Linked DNA regions of Homo sapiens: region 1 is linked to region 2. A link is a loop called in an ENCODE intact Hi-C map of the cell type or tissue named here. Cell type or tissue: PC-9. All regions are shown on one strand. Each heading gives the region's core, and the rest is flanking DNA. Links, peaks and the distances in the headings are about the cores only. Region 1 overlaps WIPF3 (WAS/WASL interacting protein family member 3). Region 2 overlaps LOC124901607 (a long non-coding RNA gene).

Region 1 (2,916 bases), core at 147-2,646, 400 kb after region 2:
AGTTACATCCTAGTAATACTTCCAAGACTAAGCCTCAAGAGACTTTATTTATACTTCTGTCTTCTCTCTTGGAACCCTGCTGCTGGCATGAAAACAAGGCCCAGACAGCCTGCTGGATACTGAGAGACCACGTGATAGAGGTGAGTCAGGCCAGTGGTTATAGCTGAGGCTCCAGAGGTTGGAAAAATATGAGAAATATAAGATTAGCAAAGCTACCTACACAACCTGCAGTTCTTTATAGATGCAAGAGGGAGCCCAGCCAAGACTACTCTAAGCTGCTAACCCACAGAATTGTAGGCTAAAAAATGATTGTTTAAAGCTTTTAAGTTTTAGGGTGTTTCGTTACACAGCAGTACCTAACTGATATGATGACCGAATCATTACAACTCATGCATTGCTAATGCATCCACAGTGATGTCACTATGAAGTTCTATTACAATTTGGACCTTCTGTTTATATACACTTTGCAGTCTGGGCTACCATCACGCCATCACTAAGTATTACACACTATTACAAGTCATTTTTAAGCTATTACAATGGAATAATTTAAACAGGATGATGAATTAAAAGATTTCTCAAGAACCATTTTGTACTTTGGAAGTTTCTAGTGCTTAAGGTCCCAAGAACATGATCTTCTACTCTATCATGCCCGTTCAGTAAAACCATGTTGCTTACTGGCATGTGTGGATTGCCCAGATGGTTCCACAAGTTAAGGAGATACAGACCACAAGGGAGCCAGAATGAATTCTTCCTTACCTGCTACATCCCGCTGGCCTGCTGGTCGCAATACAGGAAAGCCACCAGCAAACAGATCTCCCAGGGTGGGAGGTGTGCTCGCGCCTCGTGTGTTTGCAGAACCTCCTCCTTCTTTGTTGGTTCCTTTAGAACCTTTAGAGAGAAGACACAAATAGGCAAGGACTTGAGAGCAGAGCTGAGCAGCCAGGTCTCATTTCAGACCATGGTCTAACACTGGTCTACCACTGCCCTTGTCAGCCTTCCCATTCTCCCACCTCCAATGTCATCCTTTCACTCAGCATCCTCCCCAAGCACCCTCTGCCTTGATACCCTGTAGACTCACATGCCCTGCCCTCTCCAGTCCTACCAAAGAACTAACCATCTGTGCCCAGCTCCCCTGAAAAGTGACCAAAACAAAGGGACCTGAACACTGCCATTTTGTAGATGCTAACAGAGCAACTGGCAGCACCTTCGAATTAGAAAACCCAAATGTGGTAGGTGTAGAGCTGCTCTTATTTTCAACTTGGCTATGGAGGACTAGACAAAGAAAACCCACAGATTTAATTCAGTCAGTCATTTTAACTTCTTGTCCACAGAGCGCTGACCAGAACAGCAGGCAGGAGGTAAAGCCTGCCATGACTGTGCCCTGGCAGTTTCCTTCCTGTCTCTCCAGCCCTCAAGCCCCCAGCCCCTCGCACCTCCCTGCACCTTTTCATCTATGGAACGGAAAGATCATGAGCCCCTGAGGAAAGGTGTCACTAACTCCAGCCTTCCAGACATGTGTGATTACCAACTACAGAAAACGAGAAGATACTCAGCTTAGACAAGAATTCCTGGCAGAAAATATTTAACAACTTGAAGCTAATATGCACAGAGAAATTAGGGCACAGTGCCCACTGGTGGATGAAAGTGGCCAGATTATTCTGAGTATTAATATTGTACATTACTTACTCATGAGAATGATTAGGAAGTGAGTGTTTCAATGAAATTGATTTACCTGTTAATTAGGCTTAACCAATTCGATCATGGGTTTAACCAGAAACTAATTTTTAATGTACTCAATGTTGAAAATATTTCTCAATGTTGAAAATATTTCTTTAAAAATTTGTCTATCCTTGTGTGTTGACATTTATAATTACAGATAGGAGATATAATTCTATTTTTAGGACTATCTTTAAGAATTACCATCACGCACATCATAGCAAAACATAGGAAGACATAATAATACCTTACATTACAGGGTGAGTATCCCTTATCCAAAATGCTTGGGACCAAAGTATTTCAGATTTTTTTAAAATTTTGAAATATTTACATATACATAATGCGATATCTTGGGGAATGGGACCCAAGTCTAAACATGAAATGTATTTGTTTCATATGTACCTTTACACACAGCCTGAAGTTAATAAAATATTAATTTCATGCAATATTTTAAAATAATTTTGTGCATAAAACAAAGCTTGCGTTCATGGAGCCATCAGAAAGCAAAGGTGTCACCGTCTCAGCCTCCCATGTGGACAATCTGTGGTTTGTCCATTACCATCATTCCTGACACTGAATTTCTATGCTACCAATAAGCAATCATTTTCCTACACTTCTTCACACATAAGTACTTAGCAGTTAAAAATATGGCATACCATTAACACAGCAAAAAAATAATGTGTTCAAGGTAACTAAGCAACACAGTAGTATCACCAGAATACCCGGATCAGCTGTTAGACAACGGCAGCAACAAACAAAGGCAGGCTTTCAGTCTCCTGCGATGCTGTGTTTTGATTAAAGGTTACTGGACACTGGATCTCATTGTTTTAGGTGAGAAGAAACATCAGAAACCACTGAGAGACCAGGAAGTAGGTCCTCTAGAGTTGAGGCAGCATTCTGCTAGCTGGCTTTTAAAAATGTTTCCTCCAGAGTCATCTGCTTCATCAACAATGGTTTTTGTCTCAGAAGCCTCTCTCTGATTTTGTAAACTGACATCATTTCTTGTTCTGTTATGAATGTATGCTACTCTTGTCCTTCAGTAAACACATCATACATTTCCACCATGTCACCTGGAGGCACATTTTCTTCAGGGTTAACGTCATCTTCATCATTCACATGAGGCATCATGTCGACATTCAAAAAGTTTCAGATTTGGGATTTTTGGATTAGGGATGCTCGATCTGTACTAAAGAGTTCTGC
Region 2 (2,916 bases), core at 296-2,795:
AGTTCAGTTGGAAGGTGACCAAATATGAATGCTGGGTGTGGCAAATTAATTTTCATTGTTATCACTCCATGAGCGAGGGAAATGCAGCCCTTGTTATTTTCCAACATAGTCTCCAGTAGAAACAGTTGTTTGTGACACTGAATTAGTTTGTTAAAAAATTCATACCTGAAAAATTGCATCATATATTACTTTAAAAGTAATGACTGTAGTAGGCAGAAAAGTGCTGCCTCTGCCCACCCAAAAATGTCCATGTCCTCATCCCTGGAACCTCTGAATATGTTACCTTACTGAAGCAAGAGAGACGTTGTAGTTGTCAATAAATTCAGAATCTTGAGATAGGGAGCTAGACCTGGGTGGTCTCTGTGGTCCCAGGGTGCTTACAAGATTCCTTAAAAGTAAAAGGGGCAGGCAGGGTCAGAGTGGTTCAAAGAAACGCTCAAGGCTATTGTTGGTTTTGAAGCCTGAAGAGGGCCACCAGCCAAGGGATGCAGGTGGCCTCTAGAAGCTGGAAAAGACAAGGAGATGGATTCTCCCCGAGACTCCAAGAAGAACACAGCCCTCCTGACACCTCAATTTTAGGTGAGTCAACTTAAGTCCCATTTCAGACTTCTGACCTCTAGAACAGTAAGATAAATTTGTGTTGTTTTAAGCCACTGAATTTATGATAATTTGTTACATCAGCAATGGGAAAACTAATACAATGACTATTCTTTAAGGTTTCAGAAGGCAGCTGATTACAAACTACTTCGAAAAAAAATCTGATAAATATGGCCACTAAATCCCTATGTGGCTAATCACATATACTTTTCTTTTTTTTTCTTTTCTTTTTTTTTGAGATAGCGTCTTGCTCTGTCCCCCAGGCTGGAATGCAGTGGCCCGATCTCAGCTCACTGCAACCTCCTCCCCCCGGGTTTAAGCAATTCTCCTGCCTCAGCCTCCCGAGTAGCTGGGATTACAGGTGTGTGCCACCACGCCCGGCTAATTTTTGTATTTTTAATACAGACCGGGTTTTGCCATGTGGGCCACACTGGTCTCAAACTCCTGACCTCAGGTGATCCACCCGCCTCGGCCTCCTGTAGTGCTGGGATTACAGGCCTGAGCCACCACATCCGGCATTAATCACATACACTTCTTCTTGACTTCCTGCCCTCACTCCTGAGCCCTGGTAGTGTAGGGAGCCATGCTTTCTTGAAGCTAGGCCTGCAGGTATCTGGGCTAGCATGCTGCTGTCAAAAGAACCGCATGGAACTTTCCATTGCTGGCCTTGGAACATCCTTGTAAGCAGGCTTCCAAATGTAAGCATTGAGATTAGAAGGGCACAGCATTAAAAAGAACAACCTTTGGTTCAAAGTTTCTGTTTGTATTTTCTAGAACTCTTAAAAGTCAATATATGTAGGTGGACAAAATATTTGGTGAAATTACAGTTCTGAAAATAGCCTTATGTTTGCCAGGACTTGAGGAAGGCCCCCAAGTGATGTCTAGTCCACCTCCTGCAAAGGCAAGAAGGCGGAGGTTGGGAAAGTCCACACTGACATCTAGTGATACAAAACTGCACTGCCAAAGGCTCCAACTGAAGCTATTTGCAGCAGTGGGCTCCTCAATTCTGATGCATCTACTGCCCCCCAAGAGGGCTTGAAGACTCAGTGCACACCAGCCAATTTCAGCTGCCCTGGTGGGGGCCAAAGCAGTTCAGGCTTCTTTATGTTTCACTTACAAACTTAGTTTGGCCATCTAAGAGTTTTGCCTCTTAATTTTTGAAATGATCATTTCAGCACATTTTAAAGCTATAGAATTTACTGCTAAAAGCTTCTTTGTGCTTGCAGTGGCCAGACCCTTTAATGCCAAGTGAATTTTTTTATTTTCTATATGTTCTCAGAACAAATGCTTGGGCTGAAATGTCCTGAGCAAGGAATGATCTGCAGCAGGGGATGGAACCAGTACAGCAGGTACTTGTCCTTTTTAGGCCCTGAGAACACTGTCTGCATTTCATTTTCAGCAACTCAGAAGTCTAAGGTACAGAAGAAATGACAGAGAATGCTTCTTCTGTCTTTCCATTTTTCTTCTATACACCAATGAAAATAAGTCAGCAGAGATACGATTTCTAGTTCCTTCCTTAATGGCGGCACAGTTAGAAGCAAGACTGCATTTTTAAGGTTGTTGCAGTAACCCAGGTGAAAAAGAATGAGGAGGCTGCACAACAATATGAATGTACTTAATGCCACTAAACCACTTAAAATTGGTTAAAATGGTAAATTTTGTGTTACGTCTATTTTACCTCAATTAAAAAAATAATGAAGGCTGGACAGCATCAGTAACAGTAGGAATGGAAGAAGCTTTTGCAGGACTGATCAAATGATTGGATGCAGATACGTTTTCACATCGTTCTCATAGGCAAAATGTACACATGAACAAATACTAAACTGTTTAGAATACTAATGCCAAAAAACTTCTACAACCTCCACATCGAAACAAACAGACCTGAACATTAGGAAATAATCAGATTTTACAAGGAATGTGTTTTTTATACACTTTGGACATTTTCTTTCATAATATGTAAATATCAAAACCTTCAAGCAAATCATACAGACAAGAAAATAACATGTGCTGCATTAAAAACATACAGACTTAGCAAAGAAAGGACAAAAACAAAAAACCTCCTAAGGCAGTTTTGACTCTCAGAAATATACGAGAGAGCTAAAAACACTGACAGAATTCAGTTGCTTCTGTGAAGCAAGCGAAAAAGGGGAAAATAAATAACTTTTAGGAAGGCACTCCAGACCTGACCTGTACAAACAGCAAATTCAAAGGTTTTGAAAATGATGAGTTTTTACTTTTTAGAGTTTGTAATCAATTGAAATAGTGATTCATTGACATTCTGGGGAGGCATTAGAAATGACCTAGAATTTCTCTGGTAAA

Evidence for each region. Peaks named below come from ENCODE experiments on the same cell type or tissue, not always from the same donor. Only the 100,000 strongest peaks of a DNase experiment are listed, where the experiment ranks them.
Region 1: it touches region 2 in a loop (3-fold over the local background); 3 of 110 quality-filtered maps call a loop at or near these places.

What each region holds. Positions count from the first base shown.
Region 1 is chr7:29,876,981-29,879,896 of GRCh38, reverse strand. It overlaps WIPF3 (WAS/WASL interacting protein family member 3), which reads right to left. Exons shown (of 9, transcript NM_001080529.3): 4 at 757-888. Among named protein-coding and RNA genes, the nearest start is that of WIPF3, 72 kb to the right of the region's middle. In PC-9, for the core only: CTCF peaks have their summits at 1,446 and 1,655 (motif pointing left); DNase peaks (open chromatin) are centred at 1,626 and 2,546.
Region 2 is chr7:30,274,920-30,277,835 of GRCh38, reverse strand. The region is part of intron 2 of LOC124901607 (a long non-coding RNA gene); the gene reads right to left. All of the region lies in intron 1 of LOC105375218 (a long non-coding RNA gene), which reads left to right. Among named protein-coding and RNA genes, the nearest start is that of ZNRF2, 8.2 kb to the left of the region's middle. In PC-9, for the core only: CTCF peaks have their summits at 1,328 and 1,531; no DNase peak of the experiment used is centred there.